2 separate regions of the Homo sapiens genome follow, and region 1 is linked to region 2. A link is a loop called in an ENCODE intact Hi-C map of the cell type or tissue named here. Cell type or tissue: heart left ventricle. All regions are shown on one strand. Links, peaks and the distances in the headings refer to the core of each region. The heading gives the core; the rest is flanking DNA. Region 1 overlaps TGFBR2 (transforming growth factor beta receptor 2). Region 2 overlaps TGFBR2 (transforming growth factor beta receptor 2).

What was found. Peaks named below come from ENCODE experiments on the same cell type or tissue, not always from the same donor. Only the 100,000 strongest peaks of a DNase experiment are listed, where the experiment ranks them.
Region 1: it touches region 2 in a loop (2.3-fold over the local background); 32 of 110 quality-filtered maps call a loop at or near these places.

The regions. Positions count from the first base shown.
Region 1 is chr3:30,612,095-30,628,664 of GRCh38, forward strand. The region is part of intron 1 of TGFBR2 (transforming growth factor beta receptor 2); the gene reads left to right. It also overlaps the pseudogene KLHL25P1. Among named protein-coding and RNA genes, the nearest start is that of TGFBR2, 14 kb to the left of the region's middle. In heart left ventricle, for the core only: no CTCF peak of the experiment used is centred there; no DNase peak of the experiment used is centred there; H3K27ac peaks cover 2,179 bases.
Region 2 is chr3:30,656,621-30,671,573 of GRCh38, forward strand. The region is part of intron 3 of TGFBR2 (transforming growth factor beta receptor 2); the gene reads left to right. Among named protein-coding and RNA genes, the nearest start is that of TGFBR2, 57 kb to the left of the region's middle. In heart left ventricle, for the core only: no CTCF peak of the experiment used is centred there; no DNase peak of the experiment used is centred there; H3K27ac peaks cover 253 bases.

The DNA of each region.
Region 1 (16,570 bases), core at 571-8,570, 51 kb before region 2:
CATGCCAAAGGGTTTGGAATGCTGGACAGGCAAATTGTCTCATCTCAGGGAGAAGGAAGAGAAAGACAATTAACATTTGAGAACCTACCCTGAGACAGCCACTTGATATTATGTATCTCATTTAATCCTAGGAAGAAATCTCCAAGATAAGTTTTATTATCTTTATTTTATGGATGGAAAGATGGATCCTGCTCAGGGTCTCTCTGGAGTTTTGCCTGGGTGCATGTATGAGTGTGTGGCCCAAGCTTCTTGTGCTTGCATGCTGCTAGGTTCTTTCGTGTGGTCTCTATGTGTGTATGCGTGTGTTGGGAGGGAGGCTGAAGAGGGGTGAATGGATATCAGATTTGAGAGAGGGGAAGCTTACCATCTAATGTCATCAGTTCAGTGCTCCTGATTTAATTGATTTGGTTTGCTTGCATTATCTGCCTCCTTCCTGACTACATTTGTACCACAGAAAATCAAGATAAGGCAGAGTTTCTTTGCATAAGGAAACTCTACAGCCCACAGTTTGACAATGGTGTCTTAGTGGTAGGACTCATGGTGGGTGACCTGTGGTTTGGCCACTTATAGCAGTTGGACATACCCCATTTGCAAAGATGTGTATTGTAAACCCCAAATTTTGAGTGTGTAGGACAATCATTTGTGTACAATCGTGTACAACTGCTGATGAGGGCAAGAAGAGCCGACTTTATCCAACATAACAAAGAAGAAGGGGACAGTTTGACTTTTGAAGGGGACAATTTGAAAACTTATAGGAGGTTAAGATTCTCTTCCTCACCCATTACATCAGGAGTACTTCTGCCTTTTACTTGCCACAGTCAGCTTTCTAGGTCTTAGCACCCAACAAGTAGCAACTATCCTCTTGGGTGTAGTCAGTTTAGTCTACTTATGGCCTCCTGCTTAGACTCTTAAGGGTTCCCTAGCATCTGTGTTTTGTTTGTAGGTTTGAAGCTATCATTATTAGATGAGATTTAGCTTCAGGGCCCGTACCTATGACTGGGGAGATTCTATCTGGGAAAGGTCAAGACATGCAGCTCTTTTTTTTTTTTTTTTTTCTTCTCTTTTCTGAGGGAATATTTTCCTCCAATTTTTTTCAGCTCTACAACTAAAATATAGACCTAGTATATGAACACAACTGGCCTCTGTCCTGGGCCTTAGATGGTACTCTGCTGTCATTCTTCTCTGGTCAGAGCCATGCCTATGGGGTGAGGTGACTTTTGGGCCTTCCAGTCTTACTCTCTTTTCATTTTTAGACCATGATTTGGTTATGTGGGAACCCACATTCGCTGTCCAGAAGGCCCTGAACTGGTATCTGCAGTTTGCATGGATCCTTGAAGCCATCTTCCTGAAGGCTGTCATTGCTACTGGTTGTGCAATCTCTGCACGAGGGTTGTTTAAGGGATAGCTCTGTGTGTGTGTGTGTCTGTATGTGAGAGAGAGAGAGAGAGAGAGAGAGAAAGAGAGAGAGAGACAGAGAGCGAGCTTGGGTGTCCACATATCACAAGGCCCCTCTTGATGTAGGATGGAGCAGGCAGGGGGGAGGAAGGCAAATTGATTACCAGGGCTCAGGATGATGTCTCTCTTTAAACCACCCATTTCTGTGGAAGGACTATGAACATTGTAGGAGTTCTAAAGTTGTACCTGGTCTTCCAAGACATTGAAAAGATATATTTGTCAGTCTAGGTAGAAGGATAACACCTATTTTATTGAGCAGTTTGCTAGCTTGATTTGTAACTTTAAATGTTTTGACTTATGGTACATGGGCCTCTATTTGCTCACTTGCCTTGGGCCTTCCCATGTTGGGGGTGGATCTGCAGCAGCAACATTCCTTTGCAGAGATGTTGGGTAGAAATAAGTTTTGGTTAATTGTACCATTTTTTCCCTGGAATAGACAACATTGAACATTAAAGAAAAAATGAGTTACTTTGTAGACATAGTGCTCTATTTCCTTTGGGAAATGTAGTTTTTCTTAGTTTGCGTTGTCCTGAAGTGAACTTTAGCTCTATACTTTTTTTCTTTCCTTTTTTTTTTTTTTTTTTTAGATTTCCTAGTGCCCTAGTTGCATTTCTTCTGTGTATTGAGAGACCACCAGGCGGGCAAGGTGAAGTTTATCTGAATGTTTTTTCCTCCTATTGTAAATATTTTATTTGAACCAAAAAAAGGCTTGGTTCTTCTCAAGCCTCTTTAAAGAAAACAAGGAAAAAGGCTTCTCAGTGCTTTAGAAGATATAAGATTGTCAAAACTTCATTTTAGAGAACTAGGGATTTGGTTGAACCAACATGAATGCCTTTGAAAGAAGATATGGGTTGGGTGCATATTTTCAGTATATGCTGCAGCAGCTCTTTATTAAAGTATAAATCATTACGAAGTCTTCATTTCCTATGGGGCGATAACACTGCTGCTTTGTGGATGACTACCTGTCACGCCCAAATCCTGCAAACTTTTCTACATAGGGAAATGAAATTGGGCTTATTTCCCCTGTAGCTTTTCTCAAGAGACTTCATGGACTAATTTCCCAATAATCATAGTAGCTACCACTTATTGAGGTCTTGCTACTGCACGGATCATGCTGAGTACTTCAGGTGTATTAACCCTCAAAACAACTTTAGAAGGTAGGTTATATTATGCTTATTATAAATCCTCCAGAGTCAATAAATTTGCCTAAGTCCACCTAGTTAGAAAATGATTAGGCTGGGGTTGGAACCAAGATGGTCTGGTTTGGGGATCTAGATTCCTAATTGTTATACTGTACTGAGACTAGTCTGCCTTAATTGACATAAACTACTTGTCCATTATAGCATGGGTGTTGGAAGACTAGAGGTTAAGAGAAATAATAATATCCAACATTTTTCTAGTGTTTTAGCATTCTTCATATATTATCCCATTGCATTTTCTTAGTGTAATAAAATAACACTCGGTTTATACACCAGGTAGTCAAACATCATGCCTGTCTTGTGATCTCAATGGAAAAATGAAGTGTATACCTCAAGTGATACAGTCTTGGCTGAATCATGGAACAATTATGCCATCAGGAAGTTTAGGTATTCTGAGTAAAACAGGCACTTTATTTGAAAGGACTGGGAGACTTCACAGATGCATCAAATATGTTGAGGATATAAATGCCAGGCTCAGGTGGATTTACTGTGAAGTGCTTGAACTTAACCTTCAAGGCTACCTATACCCTGGTATAGGTCCATCTCCTGGCTCTAGGAGAGGCCCTGGCAATGTGGTTAACAAGTGTCATCAAGTCAAATACTACGAAATCTTGCAGTGCCCTGAATCTTACAGCTCACATATAAAAGAAACCTGATAAAAGTTTTCCAAATTTGAAGTCAATCCAAAAAATTTATATGACATTACCTGTAATGAATTATGAAGCTGAAAGGAACTTTTCCAAATTATTCAAGAATAAATTACAAATTCTGATCTACATTTCTAAAGGGAAGACTGAATTATTTTTCTATTCTCTCAATAGAGAATATTGCAAAATGTTATTGGAAGAGATGATCAAAGAGTGTGCAACCAAAAAATATAGGAGAATTATTTCAGAGGTATGGCAATCAGTTAATAAAAATATTTGTTTTTTAAACACTTCATATTTGTAGTATTTATAGCTTTTAAAAATTTGTTGTTTGTATGATACTATTTAAAATTTTTTTTCCAGAGATGAGATCTCATTCTGTCACTCAGTCTGGAAAGCAGTTGCATAATCATAACTCACTGCAGCCTTGGAGTCCTAGGTTCAAGCAGTCCTCTAGAGTAGCTCGGACTAAAGGCATGCACCACCAAGACCGGCCAGTTTTTTGTTTTTTGTTGTTTTTTAATTTTTGTAGAGATGGTGTCTTACTATGTACCAAGTCTGGTCTTGAACACTGGGGCTCAGAGGAACCTGTCCACCTCTGCCTCCCAAAGTGTTAGGATTACAGGTGTAAGCCACTGCACCCGGCCTGTATGCCATTTTAATTCTAAATAAATATTCACTTTATTCTTAATTTTATATTCACTTTATTCTTAATTTTGTATTCTTCTTCTTAAAGAGTGCCCCTGAAATTTACAAGCTTCAGATTCCAAAGACCTGAGTCTTTGACTAATGGTAGGATTTGTTTGTTGGTTTAGAAAATAAATGTTAAAAAATGCCTCTTCCTCCTTCCCCCCATTGCAAACAGAGACTGAAATCTGCATTGTTATTTCACAAAACCAAAATATTTTTCCTCCAGGTTTAGCTAAACCCTTCATCATTTTCCTACTTTAGAGCCCCATGCCAAGTAGAAAAGAAGTTGCAAAGATGTAATTATCACAAACCTTCATCTTGGATGAAAGATAACCTAGCTCTGACCCTTAGTTTGAGATTAGAAGGACTCTACCTAGGAGACAGCTGGTAAAGACTAAGGTATGTTGTACCAGGAATCTAGGTGTCTGGGTGACCAGGCTGTCTTTCTTCCCACTGGGGCTCATTTTCCTTCTATACAGTGACAAGAATTGGACTAAATAAGATTTCCAGTATTTTCTCTTCTGAAACATTTCATTCTTTGTTATCCCTGTACTATTTTGTTAGTAGAATAAATCATTGAAGTTGAGTTAGAAAATCTTTAGCTAATCAAAATAGAAAACTAACAAAAGTCATGACAGGTCAGAACTGAGAAATACCACAGACTTCCACTGGTGTTCATTGGAGATGACTACTATTAAAAAAAGAGAAGAAAAAAAACCATAGCTATTTTGAAAATTTCCGACTACAGGTGTCTGAGCATACATCCTGACTAAATAGCATGTTTACTTCAGCTAGAGCTCACTCCTTCCTAAATAAAAGGCTTACTTGGTTTTGGTGGTAATATTATTCCTCTTTGGTTAATTATGGTATTTTCATTCTCCCCTTCCTCTGAATTGGTTAAAATGTCTGTGAAAATTTTTCCTAAGGTAGAAAGTTATGAAATGCTTTGCTATGCCTAGGAGATGTAAAGCCTAAAGGAACTTTCATATTTTTTGGGAAAAAAAAAAAAGGAAACTTGTCTAGATATAATTAGTGTTCTGTTGCCTTTCAAATATTTCTCTACCACTTTTCTTAAAATATTCTCAGAAAAGACAGAATTTGCAACAGATTGGCAGTTTTCAGACTGCTGTTTTAGGCAGGGGAGTAGCTGCCGCAACCTCTAATTGCATTTCTGTAGAGTTTGCAGACACTTGTTAGCGTAGACTAGGAATCTTTCAACTTTTGCTGTGAGTGACTACCTTGTTACTACATATCGGATTTGCGTCTCATTCTCTAACGCTCATAGTATTGGGGAAGAAAAAAAGACAATATGATATAATTTGTCCTTCAAGTATGTGAAAAGGAAAAAAATCTAATAATAACATTTTATGTTCATTATTTTGGAATCCCTTAAGTTATATCATTATAAAATAATCTAACAATCTCAATACCCCTGGGCACTCTTACTTTTATTTTTATAATTTATATTGTTAGAATACATTTCTATTCTCTTAGGCCTTTGTTCATTCTACTTTCTCACTTCTTTAGGAGCCTCATTCCTTCCTGAATATTACATTTTATGAGTTATTATATGCATCAAGGCCCAAAGCTTGAGCTCCAGCATTCTGACCCCGAAAATGATGGTTTCCTATCATCTTCTGATAACAGCAACTGAAGATGTTCTAATACCTTGCCGCTTACAGGAGGTCTGGCATCACTGAGAATTTATTGGAAATGAGGATTGTGGGTCCTCTCCCCAGACCTACTGCAACAGAATGTACACTTTCACAAGGTCCCCAGGTGATTCCTGTACACATAGCAGTTTGAAAAACACTGCTGTAATAGCATTAAAGCATGTTCCAAAGAGTAGCCAAATGATCTGCAGTGGTTTTAGTGGATCACATCAGGCTTGTTTCTGTCAATAAAGAAGAGGAGAATTCAAGGAAGAGTTGGCTTAGTTTTATGAGAGTCTTTTGACTCTTCCTAAGCCGTTTTAACTAAAGCTAGCAGAAGACAGAAGGCACTGGTAGCAAGTCAACTAAATGAGTCAGTTTTTAACCAGTCTGTTTCCCCAGTCATCCTTCATGAGTCTTTTGTCCACTGATTGTCCATCCCTTGACCATGGTGAACTGTAGAACCCAAGGACCCATTTCTTTTTTCTTTCTTGTTTTTTTTTTTTTTTTGAGATGGAATCTCGCTCTGTTGCCCAGGCTGGTGTACAGTGGCGCAATCTCGGCTCGCTGCAACCTCTGCCTCCTGGGTTCAAGCGATTCTCCTGCTTCAGCCTCCTGAGTAGCTGGGATTACAGGTGTGCACCAACACACTTGACTAATTTTGTTGTTGTTGTATTTTTAGTAGAGACACGGTTTCACCATGTTGGTCAGGCTGGTCTCAAACTCCTGACCTCGTGATCCGCCCGCCTCGGCCTCCCAAAGTGCTGGGATTACAGGCACGAGCCATCGTGTCCGGCCCCAAGGACCCATTTCTATATCGAACTCACTGCATTAATCATGTTTACCTCATTAGGCATTTACTCACAGATTGCCTTGACATATGTAGGCCCTAATTCATTCTGGAGCTATTATACCACAGCATTTCTTAAAATAGGTAGCACTCTGCTCTATACAAAGTAGGTACCCAATAAATTAATGATTCGATGACAGGTTTTCAGGAAGTGGTTTTACTCTTCAACATTTTTTAATCCTCTTTTGTCTTGAGGAACTTATTTGTCTGATGCTCAGTGAAGACCCAATAAATTTCTCTTGAATTGCTCAACATTTGTTTTAGACTTTTCTGAGAGTGCCACTGTAGGCTTTTTCATTGATTTGCTCCTTTATTTTAATATCATAAGGCAGCTTTTTGTGACTTAGTTACTTTTGTCTTCCAGAATTATGGGTCCCTGTCAGTTATTAATGCTCTTAATTAACAGTAGCCACAATAACCAGTCCTTACAAGCAGTTTCTGATGTTTCCAAATAATTTTATTTTCTGACTTTTTTTTCTTTGCCTTTGACATCTGAACTATACTTGGCAAGAAAAAAAAACATAAAAACTTTCCATTGCAACTCATATCTCATGGTGATTCCTGTTGCATCAAATCTTAAGTTATCCATCAGAAAAGTTACGCAAAATCTATAACCATTTGGTTTTATTTTTGCCCTTGAATTATGCTACCGTAACACAAACCTGAACTCTTATATTTGTCATCTGTAAAAATCACCTAATTGGTCTCTGCTTATGGACACCCTTTGTTCTTTCTCTGTCAATAACACAGGCATTGCCCTCAGTTAAATCTCCCCCCAGATGGCATTTTGAATAGCTGGCCTCTGTTAGAAAGCCTTCCATGGATTTTATGAATCCTAGATCATCACATGGCCTTCCCTTTCTCTTTGAGCATGGGGGCTGCCTCAGTGTCCCTTGGCTCCTAAGAGAGTGCCTTGTGCTGATGGGACACAGGACCAGTTTGATGACTACGTGCACAGATGAAGCCAAACCTCTTGCCCATCATCTATTCCACCCTTCACATCCCTCATGCCCTGGTTCCACTTGAACCCAGCTGCCTCACACATCCTTTTTGCTTACAAATTTCCTAGCTTGTGACCATTCTCCACCACCTCCCCCCAAGTTTTACCATTCTCTATTTGTGCCCTACAACGGCTCCACCCTTTGAAATAACGCCTGGTCTAAATGTTACTTTTTCTAGTGGGCCTTCCTTGATTATCCATCCCACTGTGATTCCTTTTCCTGCCCATAGCCTCTCCGACAAGCCTTGCATTCTCATTCATATGACCTTGTTTGCCAAGCTACCTGTGCTGTCTCTGTGTGTTTTAAACTATTTTACTAGCCAGGCGTGGTGGCTTATGCCTGTAATCCCAGCACTTTGGGAGGCCGAGGCGGGCGGATCACGAAGTCAGGAGATCGAGACCATCCTCGCTAACACGATGAAACCCTGTCTCTACTAAAAGTACAAAAAATTAGCTGGGCGTGGTGGCGGGTGCCTGTAGTCCCAGCTACTCGGGAGGCTGAGGCAGGAGAATGGCGTGAACCTGGGAGGCGGAGTTTGCAGTGAGCCGAGATCGCGCCACTGCACTCCAGCCTAGGCGACAGAGTGAGACTCTGTCTCAAAACAAACAAAACAAAACAAAACTCTTACTAGAATGAAAACTCTTTGAGGGAGAAACTTCTGTCTGATTTTGCCATAGCTCTTAGCACAGATTCTCACTAATTCTGTTTATGTGTTTTGTTTGTTGCTGTTTGGAATTCATTGCTTTTAAAGGCCGAGGAAACTTGCTTTTAGATCCAAGGCGGGGAGTGCTATTTTTTTTTCTCCCAGATGGCTTTTCACCACCAAGTGTAAATGTCAATGGCTTAAAGCCACCTGTAGTATTGTTTGACAGAACCATAGGCTTATGGAAAATCTCGTATGATCTGCTTTGTGTAAATTGTTCTTTACAGTGGAGACTTGCTCTGTCTGCAGTCTTTAGTTTCTGTGAATTTTGGGGAGCTGTGGTGTGTGGGTGTTAAGGTTAATTTTCCATCCATCACTGGCTCTGCCTTTGATTCATTTATTCTCTCATGTGTGAATCTTTTGCAGAAGGCTCAATGCATTATGACTATAGAGACCAGGCAAAGTCATAAAGTAAATCACACCATCTCACGCAGGACAATTTTTTGTCACTCCTGCCTTTTCTCTTTATGAGTCATAGATGATTTCAGTCATTGGGATTGCTGGAATAGGGATGGCTGAAGGGGTCTTGGTGCAATGAAGAGTGCCTGAAGATACTCTTCTACCTACCTGAGGGTAAATAATCCCATATTGCAAAGGTGACCCCTGGTTGTACTTTTTGGAAAGCCCTGTTAAAATGATACATGCTAAGGAGACTTAAATATGAGGCCTTTCTTACCTGGGTGCTTAATAGGAGTGGGTTTCTAAGGATGGTCTTGAATTTGGCCTTCAGCCTTCTCGTCCACCATAGTCCCCATCCATCCTGAATAAACATGCAGTCTAGGTACCACAAGTAGTGTTCTCTTGTGCAAGCACAGCTTCCAGCTGTGTTGCCTGCCTCCCTTTCAGCCAGATCATCACCCATGTAGCCACTCCTCTATGGGAATTCTGGAGCTACCACTGACATCACATTACATAGATTTGGACTGGTAGTGCCCTACCTGCTCTATCTATAGAGGAAAAGGAGATGAAATAAGAATTTTAATATTCTTTTTTTTTTTTTTTTTTTGAGACAGAGTTTTGTTCTTCTCACCCAGGCTGGAGTACAATGGCACGACCTCAGCTCACTGCAACCTCTGCCTCCTGGGTTCAAGTTATTCTCCTGCCTCAGCCTCCCGAGTAGCTGGGATTGTAGGTGCCCACTACCACACCTGGCTAATTTTTGTATTTTTAGTAGAGACAGGGTTTTGCCATGTTGGCCATGCTGCTCTTGAACTTCTGACCTCAGGCAATCCACCCTCCTCGGCTTCCCAAAGTGCTGGGATTACAGGCATGGGCCACTGCACCTGACCAGAATTTTAATATTCTTAAGTCTTAATATTCTGTGGCACTTATTGGAAATGGTTGAAATATAATGCTTTTAATTTAGCATGTCATTGGTTCACTCTCAAAACTACTGAAAAGCACTTATCTTTCAAGATTTTAATGATGATGTTGGTGAGGACGTTTGTGGTAAGTAGATAATCACTTACATTATTCAGCACTTTACAAAGCATTTTCACAAACTCTTGAGTATTGGTTGTTATCAGTTTATTACTGAGATGCCTGTGGTGTCTTCAGGGGACAGGAGAGAATATGTTAACTTCTTGAATAACTGCTGCAGCCGTAGTTAGCCCCCTATGAGCCAAGCCTATTGGCTTTGTTACTCCCAAGGTATAACTTATTTCATATATATAAGCAACTTGACTAAGTATTAGATGTCTGTGTAAGCCATTTTCTGTGAGTCAAAACAATTTTGTTCTTCCTTATGTCTTTCTTCAGAGGTACATCTTTAATAAGTTCTGGGAAGGGAAGTGAAAAACAATGCTTGACCTCTGATACAATGTACTGTTTTGATTATGATCAGCACTTTAATAAAATTTATCATCAAGAAAGTCTTTGGAGTGAGCCCCTGAAAAGCTTGGGAAAGTGATTGATATGGTGTCACTTTTCTTAAATTACCTTCCCATGTTGCTTTAGATGACCAGGGAGGCTAACTTCACTCTTGTGCTCTCTAAATTGAACTGTCCTGAAGTTTTAAGAAAATGAAATGATCAGACTCAGCAGTTCAAGATTGTGTTGGTTGATAGCAGCCACTTAGACCTCAGTTCACTATGGGTTTCTGTGTACTTTATTGGTGGTCACCAAGATGCAATGAAAGGTCCTGATTTTGTGAACATTTCTGCCCACACCCTTCTTTGGTACATACCTTTTGAGAATATGTAAAATGTCTTTCATTGTTAAAATAGCTGTTAAATAATATTAAAGGCAAAAAAAAAAGTCATGAAAATAGTCATTTGCGTACTTCTTCAGGCAGATAGAAAACTAGTACCAGCCAGTGCAATGGCTCAGGCCTGTAATCCCAGCACTTTGGGAGGCCGAGGCAGGCGGATCACGAGGTCAGGAGTTTGAGACCAGCCTGACCAACATGGTGAAACCCTGTCTTTACTAAAAATACAAAAATTAGCTAGGAGTGGTGGGACACGCCTATAATCCCAGCTACTCAGGAAGCTGAGCCAGGAGAATCACTTGAACCCAGGAGACAGTGGTTGCAGTGATCCGATATCGCACCACTGCACTCCAGCCTGGGCAACAGAGCGAGACTTTGTCTCAAAAAAAAAAAAAAAAAAAAAAAAAAAGAGAAAGGAAAAAGAAAAAGAAAAAGAGAAACTAGTACCAGGAAAACAGAAAAAAGAAGTGATTTGAATAATTTCAGTATGATTGAGACATATGGGTGAAAGATCACCAGAGGGAAAAATGTCTAGTCTGATAACTTTGAAGAAAACATATTGACCATGTCTAGTTATAATAATCTTTTAATAATCTCACAGTAATAGAAAGCTTCATTATTTTCAAAACAGTTTCACTTTCCTGTCATCTGTAATTTTAAAAACAGCTCTCTGAGATGGATATAATTATCCTGTTTTACAGATGTGGAAATGGAGGCCCAGAAAGATGAAATCATCTGCCCCAGCTGTAATAGGACTGCCCATCCACTGAGACATAGTAAAGTATCATTAATTAATCTTTTCATCATTTTTCTATTTTTAGTCATGCTCCCTCACTGCTTAATTTGTAAGTAAATCTAAGATAAAAATCTATAGTCTCCTCGTATTTTCATATTTTCATAGCTAAATTGTTAAAGAGGCGATGGCAGTGTACTCATCAGGAGACTTGTTCTTGCCTCGAACATTAAAAGCCCAATTTAAGACTGGAGAATTTCTTCTTTGAGGGTTTTGTCCACCCATCATAAGAGATTTCAAACTATGTAATGAGTCATTTTACTTTTCCCCTTTTCTTATGGGGACAGCTTCTCTTTAATACACCGTGTGGTCTGCCCTCTTGGAGGTTGTGTCACCATTATCAGTAGACAAATGCTGCCATGTGTAAAAGGCTATGCCAGTTTCTGCAGTCCTGTAGTTTTGCCCCTCACTAGAACTTCAAGTTGCTTAACCTAATCAGGAATACGGGCATCTTTACATAGGAAGTGCACTTCTTCATCATATAGACATAGAGGTCAGGTATTATTATCTTTGGCTTCCTTTCTCAGAAATTCTTAAACATGAATGTCTGAATAAACATACAGAGAAGAGGTTGGGCGCTGTGGCTCATGCCTGTAATCCCAGCACTTTGTGAGGCCAAGGTAGGTGGATCACCTGAGGTCAAGAGTTCAAGACCAGCCTGACCAACATGGTGAAACCCTATCTCTACTAAAAAATACAAAAATTAGCTGGGCATGGTGGCGGGCGCCTGTAATCACAGCTACTCGGGAGGCTGAGGCAGGAGAATCGCTTGAACCCAGGAGGTGGAGGTTGCAGTGAGCCGAGATCATGCCATTGCACTCCAGCCTGGGCAACAGACCAAGATTCCATCTCAAAAAACAAACAAATAAACAAAATATAGAGAAGAACAGAACAAGAAGTGTTTTGAGTAGCAGAACACGACTCACACAGACATCTAATATTTAGTCAAATTGCTTTTATATAAAAGAAGGTATACATTGAAGAGCAACAGAGCCTACCTCTATGACTGACATTTTCAAAGAAAATGGCTAAGAATCACTTTGATGGCCAGGCACGGTGGCTCACACCTGTAATCCCGGATCTTTGGGAGGCCGAGGAGGGCAGATCACGAGGTTAAGAGATTGAGACCATCCTGGCCAACATGGTGAAACCCCGTCTCTACTAAAAATACAAAAATTAACTGGGCGTGGTGGCACGTGCCTCTAGTCCCAGCTATTCGGGAGGCTGAGGCAAGGGAATCACTTGAACCTGGGAGGCGGAGGTTGCAGTGAGCTGAGATCGTGCCACTGCACTCCAGCCTGGCGACAGAGCAAGACTCCGTCTCAAAGGAAAAAAAAAAAAGAATCACTTTGATTAGCAGAAACTATTTCACTTGCCATCATAGAAAGCTAAGCTATACTTCTGCTTTTCTACTACTAGCTTTATATAAATGTTATTTTTCTTGCAACATAAAAGAAAAATTGAGTCATATTGTTTTATTTAATTTTTCTTGAAGAACACATTAAATTAGCTCTCACACTGTGGTGTGGACTTCTTTCTGTTTTCCACCAGTGTTCTTCAGGGTGATTTTTCCAGTGGGCTTGATTAGGACTGTGTGGATCATTGTGATGCTTTGTTCTCAGTGGGGATTTTCCAGCAAAGATGAGCTTCATTAAACAATGACTGGGTTCATGGATTTATAATTGGAGTGATTTTCTTCAAACTGTAATAAATTTCAGTGTTACCTTTTTCTGAACGCCCTTTTTAAAAGGGATTCCATAGCAAGTCTTCTGGAATAATACCTTTTATATAATTCTTTAAAAACTGTAATTTTTACATACTGATTCCTGTTAAGGCAGATGTTATTGTATCAAGAAAAGACTCAAATTTTGAACATATTAAAAATAGTGTTTCTTCAGATCTGGTGGATAGGTGATGCTCAATATATATTTGTTTAATGGAATAAAAAAAGAAAAATATTAAAGATCCTAGGAAGAGAAATTAAGTTGCAGGGATATATTGCTTGTGTAACGTCTGTTTAGCATTGCAATTTTCTGAAGGGAAGGCTATCCACAACTGTTAATTCTGATCTAAGGAACTATTTCCCTTCTTAACTTCTTTGCTAGGTTATCTAAAGGGAGATATGCTTTCTCACATTTGTTTCCTTGAACTTACTTTTAATGTTGCCTTGTAGGGTCAAAACTTTAGAAATACAGCTTTCTCAGGAAACTTGGTCCTCAGATCTTTCAGACATTATCTTCCTTTAAGCTTATTGTCCTCTTGGGAATTGGCAAAGGATTCCCACCCTTTAAAAAGATAGGAAATTGTAAAATCCACACTTAAAAATTAATCTAAAATTATTTTTCAGGAAGAATTTATACAATGGCAACTAAATGCCCTGCAGCCAATTATGTTTATGATTCCTGCCTCATCTCCAAATGGTACTAGAGTTTGAGTCATATGAGAAAATTAATTGGGTTGGGCTTGATTGTACATGTATATGTATATAATAATGTTCTGGTTATAATGCAGTTTGCAGTTTTTCTAGTTACAGCTCAAGGCAAAGATGAGAAGCAACACCTATGGGCCTGACTGCCTCTGTCCAGTACTACCATGCCCCATCTCTAACTACTACATTTTTTCCTATTGAATTCTCCAGTCCATGTAGCATAAGTCCCTTCCTGAACTCAGTTTATTTTTCTAACCCTGGCTGCACGTTAGGATCACCTGCGAACTTCTAAAAGAATTCCAAAGCCTGAGCCAAGCACCTAGAAGTTCTGACTCATTGCCCTGGGGTAGGACTTTGGCATCATTATTGTTTTAAAAGATCCCCAGATGATTCCGATGTGGAACCATGTTGAGAAACACTAATCTAGCCTAACCCAGTGAGGTTACAAATGAAGAATTTCACCAGAGAGGTCAAAGTACTTGATTTCCCACAGCAAAGAAATTCCATTTACTGGGTTGAAAACTCCCATCTGTTGACTTTAAATCCAGCATAACAAATATGAGCAAGGTTTTAGAAGGTTTTGGAAACTCATCTGCAGAACAGAGCAAATACAGGCCTATCTAAAAGCATACCTCACAGTAAAGATGGTTAAAAACCAAAACCGGAGGAGGCAGAGTACTCTTGGTGGGGCTGGTAGTGGGGGGAATGGATGATTTTCCAAAAGAGAAAACACTTGACCTGGGTCTGAAAGGCTGGGTATGATTTAAGGCAGGCACTATTGTTCACTTGTTAGCCCCAGGGCCATGCTACTCCACTTCCTTCAAGGAAACAGAGGGAAGCCGGCAAGTGGCTGCCTGGGGTGTGTGTCCACACACCATATAGAGGCAGTTCTTCAGCTCTGTCAGCCATGGCCAAAGCAGGCAGTATTTGAACCACCTTGGACCACTCCTGAGGGGCAGCATCAGACACCAGGCATCCTTTCAGACACCATTCTTGGAGTCTCTTCCCTCCATCACGTAAACCTCACAGCCAACAGTGAAGGCACTGAACTCCTTCCAGGGGCTGAGCAGGCTGCCTTGGGCATGCTCTTCTTGACCTTAAAATCCACCTGATAGATCTGGTAGGGAGGTAGAAATTTTGGTGGTAGGAAAGCCAGCAATTATCAGGTCAAAGGGTTTCTGATAAAAGGAGTTATTCAGCAGAAAGGTAATCAGATTATGGGAGCCTTAAGTGCCAGTTTGGGCTAAATTCTCTGAGTCACTGGCAGATTGTAAGTAGGGGAATGACGTAATAAAACCACTGCAAAGCCAGGAGTTTGTGATGGGAAGATAGGAAATCCCTTTCTTTTTTTCCCACATGGGAAATAAAAATCTAAAGATGTGTGGGGAAGCTCCTTAGAGTGCCAGGACTTTCAGTATCCCCCAATTTATCATTAGGTTCTGTCCAGACCTCGTTCCGCACACAGTAGCCTAGAGACACCTCTGGAATAAGGTGTGACAAAAAACAAGGAAATAAATTTATTAATTTTGGAAAATGCCTTCTTTTTCCTAGGCCTCCCTCATAGACATTTTCCTGACAAGTCCCCACTTCAGGTTTCAGAAAGAGATGCACCATCGTTTGGAATTCTGAAGAAACTCAAGTTTCAATTGAGCTGAGTCTCAGTGGCATGTATTTTATTACATCTAATGCCATTTTAATGTACTTGAAACTGGGGAGATGAGGGCAATTGGTACACATGTGTAAACCACTACAAAAAGTTCACCTGAGTGTAGAAGGTAGCCAGTAGCCTAAAAACCCTGTATTTTGGAGGCTGTTACTTCATAATCTCTATTATGAAATTGGGAAAAATTATGTAATTATCTCTCTAAGATGGTCTTAGATCCACTGTTCAATAGAACTTTCTGCAGAGATGAAAATATCTTATACCTGGGCTGTGTTAAGGTTTAAGGACAGCACTGGTATAAGATATTTTCACCTTTGCAGGAAGTTCTATTGAACAGTGGGTCTGAGACCATCTTAGATGATACATGTGGCTTGAAACGTAGCAGGTGCAAATAAGGAACTGAATTTCAAATATAGATATATTTTTATTTCAGTTAACTTGAATTTAAATAGCCACAGGTGGCTCTTGGGTATCATAATGAATAGGGCAGTTATGGAGCATCATTAAAGTCCCCATTCTTCTCAAGTCCCAAAGAGGTCCGTTCAGGTAATTTCTTAGCACCTATAATCACAGTGGGACAGATTAAATTACTTGTACTTTTCCATTCCTGTGCTTTGGAATTATAGGCTGTTTCTTTGTCCTGGAAACCAGATAGTCTAATGTTTGTGGAAATACTACTTAGTAGTGCACTGCAATTATAATACTTTATTGTAGGAGGATGCAGCCAGGCCTTTTTTTTTTTTTTTTAATCATCTGTGTTTTTAGTTTTAATCTTAAAAGGATTATAAAAATAGTACTGCCTTGTGGGAGAAAAATATGCTTAAAGTCTATGAGCATGGAGTGGTAGGGATTATAAACCGTTACAAACTTCTCCTGGAAATTCTGGGGAAAGGGAAGTTAAAGCGGCCAATAGAAATCTCCTAGGAGAAAACTTGCCCTGAAGGGATGCTTTTAATTGGGTTCAGTATTTATCAGAAGAACCCTGCAAAAGTGGTTTCCCTGAAGGCATTTGGATTTTCCCCTGTGAATAAATTTCACCCACCTTGGTCACCTCTGTGCTGTATTCTCCTAGAAACTCACCTTTATTTGGCATGCTGTGACTTAAATCCTCCAAAAAAAAAAAAAAGCCTTTGAAAAAGCCTGTGGGTTTTTTTTTTTTTTTTTTTTTTTTTCTCTAAAATGTTAATTTCCTTTCTTTAGGCTTGTGTGGGCTTTGACTGGAAACTTAATCTGTGTGCCTGGGCTCTGCATTAGGTTTCAGTCATTGAAATGGGGCTTAATAA
Region 2 (14,953 bases), core at 6,954-14,953:
AAGCCAAGGAGGATGAAGGGAGGCATGCTGCTGGACCACTTCCAGCTCCCAAATGACTGGATCTTGGCCATCTTGCTTTTCCTGCTAACTTAGAACTGAACTGCTTATTCTAGAAAATGAGAGGCACTGGGGCCATATAGGAAAGGGATAGCATTGGACCCAAGTCCTAGACTTTCAGTAGTTTGTTTGCAGGACCAGGGTCCCACCCCTTTTCCAATTGAAATGTAGGCAAGGTGGTGGCAAGCCCATGGCCTAGGCTGTGGGAACTCATAGAACAACTATAGTGATGATCGCTGCCTTGGATTGCAGCCTACTCTGAATGTGTGCACCTGTGCTAACTACTTTCAGGTGTGTTGTCTTGTTTCATAGACTCATTACATTTTTATGATGAAGTGAAACCCGTGAATTGGCTCCTCCAGACTTCTCATTTTAATGACAAAAAAGTGGGTCTCCAGAGAGGAGCTGGGATTTTCCAAGATCTCATAGTTTGTTCCTCACTTTTTGTCCGTAGGAGAATCATAGAAGAACCAGATAATCTTGTCTCTTATAGAAGGAATACCCTTACCCTTCCACATTCCCGTGGTGGTGGTGTGTTTGCTTTTTTATCAGTCTTAACCCATGGGAGGCTGCACAACTTACATAAGAGGCTACCTGTTCTGTTTGCCAAACGGCAGCCCAGACCCATCACTGAGCATGTCCTTGGCAAGAGGCACAACCTCAGGCTGACACTGTTTCCATGTCCGTGAGAAATGATGTGTATAAACGATGGCCAGTAAGATGCTCATCTGTTGGGAAGACAACAGAGGGCAGGGCTGAGAGCATGGCTTCCCTGCTGATTGCCTGTGTTCAGATCCCAGCTCAGCCGTGTGTAAGCTCTTGGTTCTTGGGGTAACTACTTGTTTACCTCTCTGAAAAATGGGAGTAGAAATAATGAATACTTTTAATAGGATTATTTTGAGGATAAATGTATTTATTTATGTAGAGAACTTGGCACGGCACCTGGCACAGAGTGAGCACTTAATGAATTTTGACTGTAAATAGTTATTACTGTTCCACTAGATTCAAATTTCTTATCTTTGCCTTTAGCTGGATGAGTGAGGAGATTTGTACCAACGTCATGTATTCTCCTCTTCCCTGCAAATTCCTCCACCTGAGTCCTATTGAGGTGCTCCCCATTATAAGGAGTCCTGTGAATCAAAGTGGTATGTTTACTGTAAAGAATGTGGAGGATGCTGTTCACTGCATTGTATTGTTATCTTCATGAGGAAGCCAGGAGACATTTATTTTGGCTCTCTGTTTTAGAAAGGTGTTCTCCTCATGACGACCTGTTTGCCTCTGATCTTAAGGACACTTTGAAGCATACCGAGCAGGGGTCTGCAAACTTCTTTGATAACAGGCAAGATAGTAAATATTTTCAGCTTTGCAGGGCAGAGTCTCTGTCACAGCTACTCAACTCTTCTGTGGTAGCAGCCACAGACAGTGTGTAAGTGATTGGACGTGGCTGTGTTCCAGTACAACTTCATTTACAAAAACAGGGCTCAGGCCAACCCCTGATAGAGATATTCATGGTTTTTGTGTTTCTCTCTCAAATGCTAACTACCAGAAAAGCTTAGAGTCAAATCTGAATCATGCTTCTAGCAAATATGTACCTACACATTTAGCATACTAATATCACTCTTGCTTACCAGTTTTTACCCTGTTTTCTCACATTTATATTCCATTTGTCATAATTATAGCTCCTGTCTTGACTGTATCTTCTTTCACTGTGTTTTTTGTTGTTGTCGTTGTTGTTGTTTTTGGGAATGGGATAGGACTGTAAGTAAATAAATCAATTATATCTTGCTAGCTTAGAAACCAGGACTTGAGTAACCACTTCTGACTCAAAGTTCAATCTATGTGGTTAAATAGGGAAGCAGACCATAAGATGTATGCCCAGTGGTGCACGTTGCTGACTCGCAAGCTATGTGCAGGCTTTAGCATTTAGTGTGGTGATGTGTGCCCTCTAACCTGAGATGTTGAGAGAGGGGCAGAGAAGAAGACTTCTTGTAGCCACAAAGTTTCATTCCTTCCTCTCTCATTGTTGTAGCATTTCTTTTAAGTGAAAACAGCCTTTTTGGTTTGCTAGCCTATCTCTGGCAGGAAGACAAATTATTTTTTTACAGTATCAGACACGCGGTTTCCTGTCTATGTTTAACTTGCTAGCAGAACATCTCAGCCAGCTGGTTCCCTCTGGACCCATTGTGTCCTTAATGTCGTTGCTTTACACCATCCAGCAAACCCACTCTGTGTACTGATCGCATGCATTGAGCATTTTGTTGACTTCCGTTGTTTTCCGAGTAAGGGAAGTCTTAGAAATGCTGCCCTCTTTCTCCCAAATCTCATTTTATGTTTGTTCAGCTCCAACACCAGGGAGCTGGCTTCTTGGGGAAATGATTAGTTCTTGCATGTAAGAAATGAAAAGAGTAAATGGTGTTTTGGTAGCTCTGGGGGATTTTAGGTATGCTGCCTTGGAACTGTGCACTCACGCCTCAAAATAGCTGGCTTTCCAGCTGTGCATTTTTGTTTCAAAAGAAACAAACCAGATTTACTTTCTGGTCTAAATGCAGAAGAAAAAATAAGTGTGGAAATATGGTTGAGAAAAGTTGTTAGAAGAGGAAGAAAATTATGGATTAAAGTTGCTAGTCTCATTCCTGAGAAGAGAAATCAGTTATTTGAGGTGATGACTCAGAGCTGAAGCAGCTTTTTGTTGTGAACCAGCCTTGGTTAGAAAGCACACTTGGAATTCATCAATATGGCCCTATGTCTGGCCAAGGAAATAATAAAGATTTTGCATGATAGAGGACACTGTGACTCAGTTGAAGGAAGCTTAGAATGTATTTGAACTGAATTAAGGCAAAAGCAACTCGCTTTTCAAGATTTTTTTTTTTCCTAAGTAGCAAAGTAAACAAAGCTGCACTGAGGCCAGATGTGCTTTCTGGTTGTGAATATTTGTACTCTAGAACCTCATTCTGGTATGAATCAGCAGAGTGGAATCTAGTATGGACACAGGCTGTCTCAAATTCCATCCACTGGATATGAGTGGCCAAGAAAGCAGTCGGACCCATACTGCTGGTGCTGTAGCAAGGTTCGGGTGGTTCCTCTGCAGCCTCAGGTCTCTCCCACTGCGGCCTCCATGTGTTCCATAAACTCCACACCCATGAGTAATGGCAAGAAGGGTCCACTGAGACCTTTTGCTGCTTTGCGAGTGTCTCAGTGTCCCACCAGGGGAAAAAAAAGGCTCAGGGAGGTGGCTAACCACTGTGAAATTGACTTTTATTTCCACCCACGTATACTCCAGAGGCTGTATTCACCACCATTTGGACATCTGGATGACTTGCCTTTGGAAAGTCCTTTTGTATTCTAAATCGCTCCTGCATGTTACCTGTTGTGGAAAATATCAATTTTGCCATTACAAATTATGCTTTTTTTTAAAAACATGTTAACTTTTAGAGAAATAATTTATATTTGCTTATCTACTTTTAAAAATATACATATATATGCCTTTTGTTGCCTAATTAGAGGATATAGTTGGTTCCAATGTCAAGAACAATTTCTCTGAAATGTAGTCATTAAAATTATTCCCATGTCTTTCATTTTCCAGGCCCCATCCTATTCGAAATACCTGTTTCTTCCACCAGGCTGATGTAGTTATGCTTAGGCTTGGCTGCACATTGGAAACACCTGAGTAGCTTTAAAAACTACTCATTAACTGGGTCTTACTCCTGCAGTTTCTGACTTAATTGGTCTGGGGCCTGGTATCAGGAATTATTTTTTAATTCTTCAAGATATTTTAATATGCAGCCCACATTGGGAACCACTGGACTCAAGACAGTTTGTTCTGCCAAATCTTTTTATATTTTTCGTCACGTTCCCCCTGTAGCCTGGAAAGGGACGGTAACAATTAAAGAATGGCAGCTACCACAGGAAGGAGCCAAAATTATGCCTTCGAAGGTTAGAGGAGGAGAAAAACCAACACCTGTTTTACCCCATCCTTGGAGGAATAGCAAGACACTTTAAGAGGGGATATTATTTTGTTTTCTACAACAATTTACAAGCAATTGCTTTGGAACAAGGTCAACGGCCTCATTGGGAATAGGCATCTTAGCTTTTAAAACTGATTAAATTATACGTTAAAGGAAAGCACATTTTAAACCTTAATGTGTCCAAAAGGTTGGATGGCAAGGTTTGGGTGCTACTGCCTTGGCAGAGACAAGGCAGGGACCAGGGAGGCTGTGTGCATGATTTTAGGAGGTGAGAAACTCAGGTGGGAAGGAATTGCAGAAGCCTGTGGTTCACCTGGAAAGCCAGGGAGAGAGAGAGGATGTATTCTGGTGACCTAACAGGTATTGTGAATAATGAATATGCTTTTCCAAAGCGATCTGGTCTCCCTGTTGGAGAGCATCCTGAAATAACTTAAGAAATGTACCTTGCTTTCAGGTTTCCTGAGAACATGAGGGCCCCTAGACAGAGTACAAGGTGTAATTCAGACAGCCAGCCAGAAAAAGAATTAAAGAATCAGGGCAGGTGTGGGGATCCTAACAAAACCTAAGCTTTTAGTAGTCAGAAAACTGCAATAACACAGAAAAGAAAATGAAAAAAAATCTTGTTCCAAAGAACATATATCAGGTGTGAAACTCTCTTTGTGGGAGGACAGATGTGTCATCATTTCCTGGACAAAGCCTGGTACCTTGTAGGCACCCTCCTAATGTTGGTTGCCCTCCTTTTAAAGTCAGAGCAAGAGAAGTAGCAGGAATCTATATCCTAAGGAGGAACATAAAGGGTGAAAAGCACAGTGGAAGGGATGCCTAAAAGAGCAAAGGCTGAATCAGGGTTTTAATGGCCTGAAATGACCAATTTTCTAAAACTTGACAGGTAGATGTAAAATCAGACATATAGGTTCAAACAATCGATTGCAAAGGAGCACTTGTCAAAACACTGGCTGGGAATCTGCTCATGTGATGAAGACCCCAGGGTTTAGAGGTGAGTTAAGGTCATTTTGAAATCAGGATGATCTGGCTGAAAGAATCAAAACAAAACAGAAAGAACAAACCATCAGGAGCCTTAAACTCCACTTGGTGGAAGAGGAGGTGAGAGTCCTGCTGTAATCTTTGCTACACAAGTTATATTCCAAGTATTATATCTGTGTCTATCAAAACACATGATGAAGAATCTTAAATAGCAAGCGTGGTTTCAGAGAACAGATCACTTTACCCTTAGAAAAAAGGTCCTGGCATTTATTGGGCGCTATATGCTGGGCAGGCTGATTTTAGGGTCTGATAAATCTGTCAGACTTTAGAGTCTCATCAATGTATCTCTTGAAAAGTAACCGAGGAAAACATGGCTGTTCAACCTGAAAATGAAATGATCTAGGGGTTGTGAGTTTCATATCCAGCAGGAGTTTAATAGTTCTCATCCCATAGAAAACGGATTCATTTTGTTACTTTTTGCTTTAGAGAACAGCAGAAGGACCAATAATAGAAGCACACAGAGGCTACATTTGACTTAATGTAAAGAATAATTTTAAACATATCCCAATATTTAGACTTTATCCCAATATATCTGCAGTTAGAAATATTGTGATTTGATTATGGAATGATAACAAAGGAATGATGTCCTTCTACCATAACATTTTCAGGCAGAGGTTTCACCTCTACCTCTCATGGGTATTCTAGAAAGAGATTATCATACTGGATTAGAATACATGCAAGGCTTTTCCATCTGGGAGAGAGATAAGAAGGAAATAATACAAAGGAGACTGTGCCATGGGATAGGAGAGGTGGCGAATAGCTTTGTTCTGAAATATGTGCAGTTGGAATAAAACAACCACATTGATTGGAGAGAAGACTTCTTTCATCATTTGAGGAAAAAATACTCTCAAAATATATCCAGAATGTCAAACAGTGCTATCAATAGCTAGAAGTTAAATTAAATCCTTCATTGCTAGTGAGCTTACTGTCCTTTTGTTGTTTAATTGAAATGACTTTTTATTGTTTGCCTAAATTGGTGTGCTTTTTACTAGGATGATGGATGGGGAAGCATATCTCATTCTACACTCCTCCACCAGTTAATTGACTAGAAAATTATCATGGGCCATTTTCTCATTGGCTAGTGCTGAATACAGCTGTACCAGAGCTTTGCAAACAATTCCACTAAGAAATTTTTTGTAGGAGGAAAGCATCTCTATGGCAGAGTACCAAAGAACTTAACTTTATTTTTGCTAAACTGTTTAGCAAGAATAAAATTTACCTCTGAAACTTGAATGTGTAAATGAATCACTGAGAGAACTTTTAAATGTAGATTCTGATTCAGTTAGTTGAGGACAGCGCTAAGACTCTGCATTTCCAGTAAGTTCCCAGGGGATGCTGATGACTGCTGGTCTGCGGGCACACTTAGAATAACGAGGTGACAAGTTATTCTTTATGTAACATGCCAACAAAATTTTTAAAGGTACAGAAAATGATGGCAAGATCTTTGAACTCTGCAATATGAAGCATATATGTGAGTGCTTAGCTTTCACTCTCTTTCTGTGTGTGTGTGTGTGTATACAGATACTAAGACACAGATACATTCACATATATACATCTAAATATATATACAGTACAGTCCATATTCAGATTTCTTCAAGGTTAATGGGTCTATTGTTTAAATTCGGAATCCAGTCAAGGACAACACATTAAAATTGATTGTTTTGCCTCTACAGTGTGTTTTTTTGGTTTTCATGACATTGACTTTGATTTGAATAGGTCAGACCATTTCATGTACTTTATAAAGGCACTTTGTAGATTTGTCTGATGATTTGATTAATTCAGATTAAACATTTTTTAAAGATTCTGGTGTTTTTATTGTAGGAAGTTTTTTTAAAACAGTAATTCTGCAAAAAAGCAAGGTTTGCCATTTGTATTCAGTCATATTAGTAGCAAGACGACTACAGATGCATACTTGGATGATAAAACAAGTTTAAAAGCTCAAGAAAATGATAACTATAAAAGCCAGGAATAGTGATTACTTTTTAGAGGAAGGGAGGGATCTCCGATTGAGTTGGGGAACATGAACAGACTTCTGGGGTGGCCAGCAAAATTATATTTTCTGACCTGACCAGTGGTTACAAGAGTGTTGATCTTATAGTAATTCACTAAGCCAGACACTTGTTTTATGCACTTTTCTGTATCTGTGTTTTATTTTGGAATGAATTCTTTTTCACAAGAGAGAAATCAGAGTAATTTCTCTAGTTTTGAGGGCCATACTGTGCTCTTGGGCCAAGTATATTATTTTAAATACCCTTAGGAGAAAGGAAAGAGGAAGAGAGGGCTAACTTTTTTGGGGGGGGGAGTTGGGGGGGCAGGGGGAGATGTTCTCGTTCTGTTGCCCAGGCTAAAATGCAGTGGCACCATTATAGCTCACTGCAGTCTTGAACTTCTGGGCTCGTGATCCTCCTGCCTCAGCCTTTTAAGTAGCTCAGATTACATGCCCACACCACCACATCCAGCTAATTTTTTTTTTTTTTTATACAGACAGGGTCTCAATATATTGCCCAGGCTGGTGTCAAACTCCTGGGCTCAAGTGATCCTCCCACCTCAGCCTCACGAAGTGCTGGGATTACAGGTGTGAGGCACCATATCTTCCCCCCATTTTTTTTTAATCATCTGAGTGGCTTCAAAGCTTTTGTTCTTTCCATACCACCAAGCTATCTCCTTAACAATGAACTGTGAGATCCATTTAATAATTCTGAAAATTTCCAGTCACTTCTGTCACTCATAGAGGCCAGACTTAGTTGCAAATAAGGAGCCATTTGCAAATGTCAGAGTCTTGTTACATAAATATTTTTTTAAAGACAAATGTCAAATTCTTTTTTTTTCTGTCTTCCAAAGATAAATGTTAGTATGCCATAAAAAAAAATACAAACTGGCAGAAAACCTCAAGGGGAAATCCTGTGGTATACTTTCCTTTGGAGTGATTGAAAAGTAAACAATTTGTCTTATAACTTGAGTATGCATGTGCGCACACACATGCACACGCGCGTGCGCGCACACACACGTTGCTCTCAGCCTCTTTTATGTCCTTTGTTATGCCGACACCAGTTCCTAAAAGGAACTTAAAACTGAACCTCCCTAATCCACTATTTTAAATAAAAGTCACTTGGTTAAAAAAATAAAAGCATTAAATTAAGGCCAACTTGGTAAATAAAATCCTATGTGGATCAGTTAATGTGTCTTGATAAAAAGCAAATCAACATAGCTGAATTTGGGAGATAGGCTCCTACTTTAATATTTGAAGTAGTTTGGCAATTCCTCCACTCGGTAAAGGAGTTTAGGGTGAACATTTAGTGGGATACTAATTTATCCGAGCAATAGAAAGGGACGTGGATGACAGTTTTTCGCACACCTTGGTGTATTAGTGCACTAATGAGCCTCAGATGCCAAGAGAGATTCTTGTGAAGTTGGCAGTGAAGCTCTAGCCGCAAGGATGTTCACATGCCAGCATGTTCACCTAAAGCGAGAGTATATATGCAACTGGCTGAGATCCAAAGAAGGAAACTGTGCTAAAGAGAGATAGCTGAGGGGAAGGAAGAACTTCCTGTCTCAAGTCATGTTAATTATAACATTAAAAGGACAGCATTCATTTATTGAGTACTTACTAGGAACAACTTTTACTTAACAAGAATACTTATTTACTAAGTAGACAAAAATGTTGTAGAAGCAACCAAGGTTCAGTATCCTCCTCTGTAAAACGGGGGTAAGAGAATCTAACTCATACATAGGGTTATTGGAGAAATAAAGTAGATCATGTTTACAAAATAAATTGTCCGGTGCCTAACCCAACAAAGCACATCGTATATGAGTTATCTTTCTTATTGTTACAAGATTTCAAAGGAGGGCTTCTCCTCAAATTCTACACTGCGGAGCTCCCTTCCCACTCCACAGAAGCTCCGACAGCATCCACAGTTGTCCATGTGCAGCACAACAAATCAAGCCAGGCAGATCTCCCATTGGCACTAGTTACCAACTTCCTAGAGAAACCCATCAATCTCAAAATTCCTGCTCTAGCAAGTCCTGGAAAAGAGACTAGAGCCCAAATGCCTTCACTCTGCCAAGGGAGCTTCCCTTTTTGTGTGTCTGTGCCATGGACTTCTTGAAGTAGGGAAGCCTGTGGACCCCTTCTCACTGTGATGTTTTTTAAATGCATAAAATAGAACATGGAGTATTTCAAAGAAAACCAATTACATTGAAATACAATGACCAAATATTTTAAAAATGAATTTGTGTTATAGTAATATATGTTTCTATAATAATGCTTTAAATAACAATAGCAGCAGATCTAAACAATTGAAATGTCTAAATGGTGAGCGTAAGTCACATGCTGAGACGTCTGCAACAACAAACTCATAGGTACAGCTGATACTAGGAAATATTAATTTTTAATTAAAGGTTAGAGAAAATAAAAAAAGATGCAATTTTTGCCCATTCAAATTCACAGACCCACTGAACTCTATTTATGGAACCCAGGCTAAAAATGTTTACTATTATAGCCTCATTTTTTTATGGGCCTTGGATAAATTCCACCCTTATTTTTAATGCCCTTCAGAGCTATATCTGGTTCAATGTTATTACTATTCATGGAAGGTCCCAATAGTGCAACAATTATGTTTTGAGCTCTGCTAAGATCTAGGCCATGAGAATAGGCTCTGAGAAAAGAAAAAGATTTGGGGGTTCTCCTTCACATAAAACTTTTTATTTCCTGGCAGGAAAAAGATGCATATTTACAGAGACACTACTAAACTGTGGTTCTTAGTTCAGAACAAAGGAATATAATCCCCATACCCAAAATATACTCCTTTAGACACATTATACAAGAATTGCCAATGTCAGTCGGTGGATGGCTGTAAAATCACTTAGTCCAGGCTACACTAAAGAAAAACACTTTATCAAATTGGGAGCTTATATAAAGTCATTCTTCCCCTCCCCCGCAACCCCTACCCCCCCATCCCCGCCCGCACAAACACAGGGTCTTGCTCTGTTACCCAGGCTGGAATGCAGTGGCAGGATCATAGTGTGCTGCCGCCTTGAACTCCTGCCTCAAGTAAAGTAATCCTCCTGCCTCAGCCACCGTAATAGCTGGGACTACAGGAAGCACCACAGTGTCTGGCTAATTTTTTTTTTTTTTAAGTTTGTGTAGAGACAGTCTCACTATGTTGCCCAGGCTAGTCTCAAACTCCTAGGCTCAAGTGATTCTCCCGCCAAAGTGCTAGGATTTCAGGTGTGAGCCACCACACCCAGCCTAAGGTCATTGCCATTCTTAGTTGGCTCTCACCAATATGAAGTTTAGAGATCAGGTATGGGGTTGAGATCAGAAGTCTCTCCAATCAGGCAATGCTCATTGTAAATACCAGCTTTGCTGTTGCCTAAATTTATCATCTGGGAAAATTACTTAAACTGTCTGATCTTTAGCTTCCCTATCTGTAAAATGGGGTTTATAATAATAGCAGTTTCTACCTCATAGGGTTTTTCTATCAATTAAATTTAAATATTCTATAAAATCCTTAGCACACAGCCAGGAACTTAGTAAGTGTTCAGTTTATGAGTTTCTCTGTAACTGGCGGCTGATGAAAAGAAGCATTTCCTGTTGGTCTTCGACTAAAGGAGATGCTGGCTTGTACCTACACCAACAGCTGTTGGGTTTTCTAGTAGCAACCCAAGGGTTAATACTGCCAGAGGGTGTGGGTGGCTCCTGTTTAGATAAAGCCACATCCCAAAGCTTCCTTCCAGCCCTGGTTGCTATTGTTAGAGTTTTTCACCACCTCTTTGAAGTTTCAAGATTGACAGATGTTATTCAAGAATTCCTCCCCCTCAAATTTTTTAAGTGTAAGTCTTCTAAAGAAATAACAGGAAATTTTAGGAGAAAGTAAAACTTTGGTTTCTGACATTGAACTGGGGATTTCTAGAATCTTCTTCAGTCAGTGCCACACATAAACTTAAGGGGATTTCTGTTTTTGTGTTTCCTTTAGGCTAAAAAGGAATTGAAATTAGCAAATACGACTGTTTTTATAGATATTTAGGAATTGTAAAATAAAATTATCCATGATGAATCAACATTTCATCTGGACGTTTTAGTGAATTAAGGACAAAGCTAAGTAATTATGCAGTTAATATTTAAATTTTTTCAAATTGTATTTCTCATATGTGAAAAAAAATTGACTACATATTCACATTTGGCCAAAGTGAAGTCTCTCCAGATTCTGCCAATGAGGTTATTAAAATAACACCTCTAGAACAGGGGTCAGCAAAGTTTTTCTGTGAAGGGCCAGATAGTAAATATTTTAGGCTTTCTGGGCCAGATAAGATCTCTGTTGCATGAACCTCTTAGTTTTATTGTTTTTTAAACAACTCTTTAAAAATGGGGATGGAAATCATTCTTAGGTCATAGGACTATACAAAAGCAGGCCATGGACTTCTGAGCCATAGTTTGTCAAACCTTGCTGTAAAATATAAAAAATTTGAGAAGTATCATTCCACGTAAGTAATCATTCAGCTTCTAAAACAAACGTTTGTTGAATACCATAAATTGCCCCATTCTGCCCCAGGTGCTGTGTATATCATGATGATCAAAACAGACCTGGCCACTACCCTGCTTTGTCAGGAGAGAAGCAATCAGATAATCAAGTGGATTTCTGATTATAAGACATTCCATGTAGTTACAGACACAGAGACCGGAGACAAGTGGGTACTTCAAGCAAACACATTCATTGGATACCACATATAATAGAGGTGGAGTTTCAGGCAGGGAGCATTGTGGAAGTGGTAAGCCTAAGTGGAAATGCCGACTGCTGGATCGGCTGTTGTGTTTGAATTTGTGTTGTGTTCATCTGCCCCCTTAATTTTGTTTGCTGTACAACAGGGACAGTCCATACATCTCCACAAGAGCATCTTTTTTTTCTTTTGCATTCAATCATTCTGTAATTGCTTTGTCCCACCCCATTTCTGCCCTACTCTTGCCTGTTCTTTGTCCCAATCCAAGCCTCCCAGTGTAAGAATTTATGTTTTTAAGGATCAATCACCAAATTTTCTCACTTTCCCTATACTTTTAAAATGCATTCATATATCTTTCCAAAAAATGGTGATTTTTTTTTTCCCTCTTGGTTGCTGGAATTCTGATATCTTGGGGTTACTTCTCTGGTTACTAGACCCAAGATTTTCATCTAGAATATATAGTCAGTGGAAGTTGGCATTTCCACTCAGACTTACCTTAAGAACAAGTAATCATATTACACATAAACCTTAAAAATGGATATGTACCAGCTTCATTTCTCACTGTTTCGTTAGATGAAAGTTTCAGATGCTGGGCCAAGCGCAGTGGCTCACGCCTGTAATCCCAGCACTTTTGGAGGCCAAGGCGGGCAGATCACAAGGTCAGGAGTTCAAGACCAGCCTGGCCAACATGGTGAAACCCCGTCTCCACTAAAAATACAAAAAAAAAAAAAAAAAAAAAAAAAAAAAAAGCTGGGCATAGAGGCTAAGGCAGGAGAATGGCTTGAACCCAGGAGGCAAGGTTGCAGTGAGCAGAGATCGTGCCATTGCACTGCTGCCTGGGTAACAGAGCAAGACTCCATCTCGAGAAAAAAAAAAGAAAGTATCAGATGCTGAAGTAGCTATGTAGACTGGGGTATATAACCTGGGGTTCATCATCATGAGCCAGGAAAATTTAGGATATGAACACACATGAGGAGTTTAGGAGTGGAGGTTTAATAGGCAGAAGAGAAGAGAAAGAGAAACAATTCTCTCTGTAGAGAAAGGAGTCTCCAAGCGGAAAGGACGGGCCAGTGGTGAATGTGCTGGATTTTATAGTCCCGTTTGAAGAGGCGGTGTCTGATTTACATAGGGCTCACAGATTGGTTCAATCAGGTATGACGTTTACATAGTGCATGGGGAAGACTGGTCACCCCACCCTAATCTTATTATGCAAATGGGCTTTCCAGTTGATCAGCACCATCTGGTCTGTTCTTTGTTGTACACATGGCTGACAAAGAGAAGGGAAGATGGAGCTGCCATCTTGAACATGTCCTTAGTTCCTGCTGGCATTCACCCGTGCAAGCTCCCAGCTTGCCTGTCTATGTCTGAAGCTCAACTTTACAGGCTGCTCTTTGTTAGAAAATGATTTGGGGCTGCTTTTCATTAAAAAGAAACACCTTACCGAGGACTTCCATACCCTTACTATCTGCCCAAGTAATTTCTTCTTAACTCCTTTATCAGTATCATTTAGGTAATGGGTTCCCCTTGAGAGAATTTGGTTATATCCTCATTCTACCTGGACTATATTCTCATCACTTTTTTTTTTCTCTTTAAACACCTACTGTAGGTGAAAACTGACAAATGAATAATCAAAAGATCCTTTTCTGACACGGAGTTTGGTTCCATACCACCTACCCATTTTTTTCCTTTCTATTCCGCAGGTGCAGAGTGGTCAGTATGGGATAATTGCTCTTCCTTAAGTAGATCATATATTCTTTCTCCTTAACATAGCACTCTTTCCACTCATCACTGACTTTTCCCATTCTTCAGAGACCAACTTAAAGGCAGTTTTTTGCTACTGTGCCTTCCATGTTTCTCTAAGCTTTTCCACATTCCACTAATATATAGATTACATTGTACATTTAGCCCCTATCCCAGATGCCATATATTGCTTACTTGTATATATGCCCTAAGTCCTCTACTGGGTACTCTCTGAGGGCAGTGCCATGCCCATCATAGACACTCAGTAGTGATATATTTAATGAATGATTCTAGGATCTGAGCATGAGGCCTGCTCATTAATGGGTACTTTGGAGGGCAGATGGATGACACATAAAGCAATAGAATTCTGCATGTTTGCCCAATGAAAGCAGCCCAGCACAAGCTCCCAGTGAACTAGAGCTGCCTTTTGCTCTCTCCTGTCCACTGTCTGTTTCTATTCATGTCCTTCTTCCAAAAAGGAAAACTATTTCACCAGAGCCAACAAGGCCAGCACATGAAACAAAGTTTGAGGCACAAGATATTATAGTTAGATATCTGGTGCTAAGGACTCTCCTTGTCAGCCCACAGGGGCCTGCTTCAGAATTCCAAGTCAAAAAACTGCAGCATTTCCATTTTTAACTTGTTTTACCTTTGCGGCCATGTTTCCATTGTTGCTATTAAATATTTCAGTTCCATGAAACTACAATTCGTATGCACACTGAAAAGAGGAATGTTGGGTGGATGTAAGATAACTGTCCAAAGAGATCCTTTCCATGGACTCCTCTCCCTGTCACCCATGGGCCCAGGGTAGCCTGAATGCTGATCAGAGCAGAACAAGTTGGAGTTTGAAAAAGAGCAAAGATTTTGGTGCAAACTGTGGCACGCTCTGTGTTTTTACCAGATGTCATACATGCAGATTTTTTGAAGGCAGAAGCTGTGTCATTTTTTTTCATGTTCCCAATGTCCTGAGCTTAGATAACACTCAGTAAATGGTTTGTCTTTTTATTTGGCAATATTGAGGACCTGCTGTGTGCTAAGTGCAGTTTACAGTAGTGAAGAAGACATGGTACCTTCCAGCATGGAGTTCCCTGTCCGTGGGGGATGGCAAGAGTAGGGAAAGACAGATGTGAAATCAAGAGGTAGAGTCATAGTTCATTTAGTTTAAGTTGTACTGAATTGTTACCTAGGAAAAGTATAAGGTGCTATGAAAATGTATAAAATAAGACAGTTTTCCAAGTTTTTCTAGGCCTCTCTTAAGCAGTGACATTTAAGCTGAAGTTTGAAGGAAGAGCAGGGGATGACGAACAGATGGCCAGAGGCAGGGAAGGCTGAACGAGCATGCACTTGCATCCCTGAAATAAAAATTAACAATATCGTATCTACAAAAACTATGCAGATGCTAAAATCTATAGATGCTCAGGCATGAACCC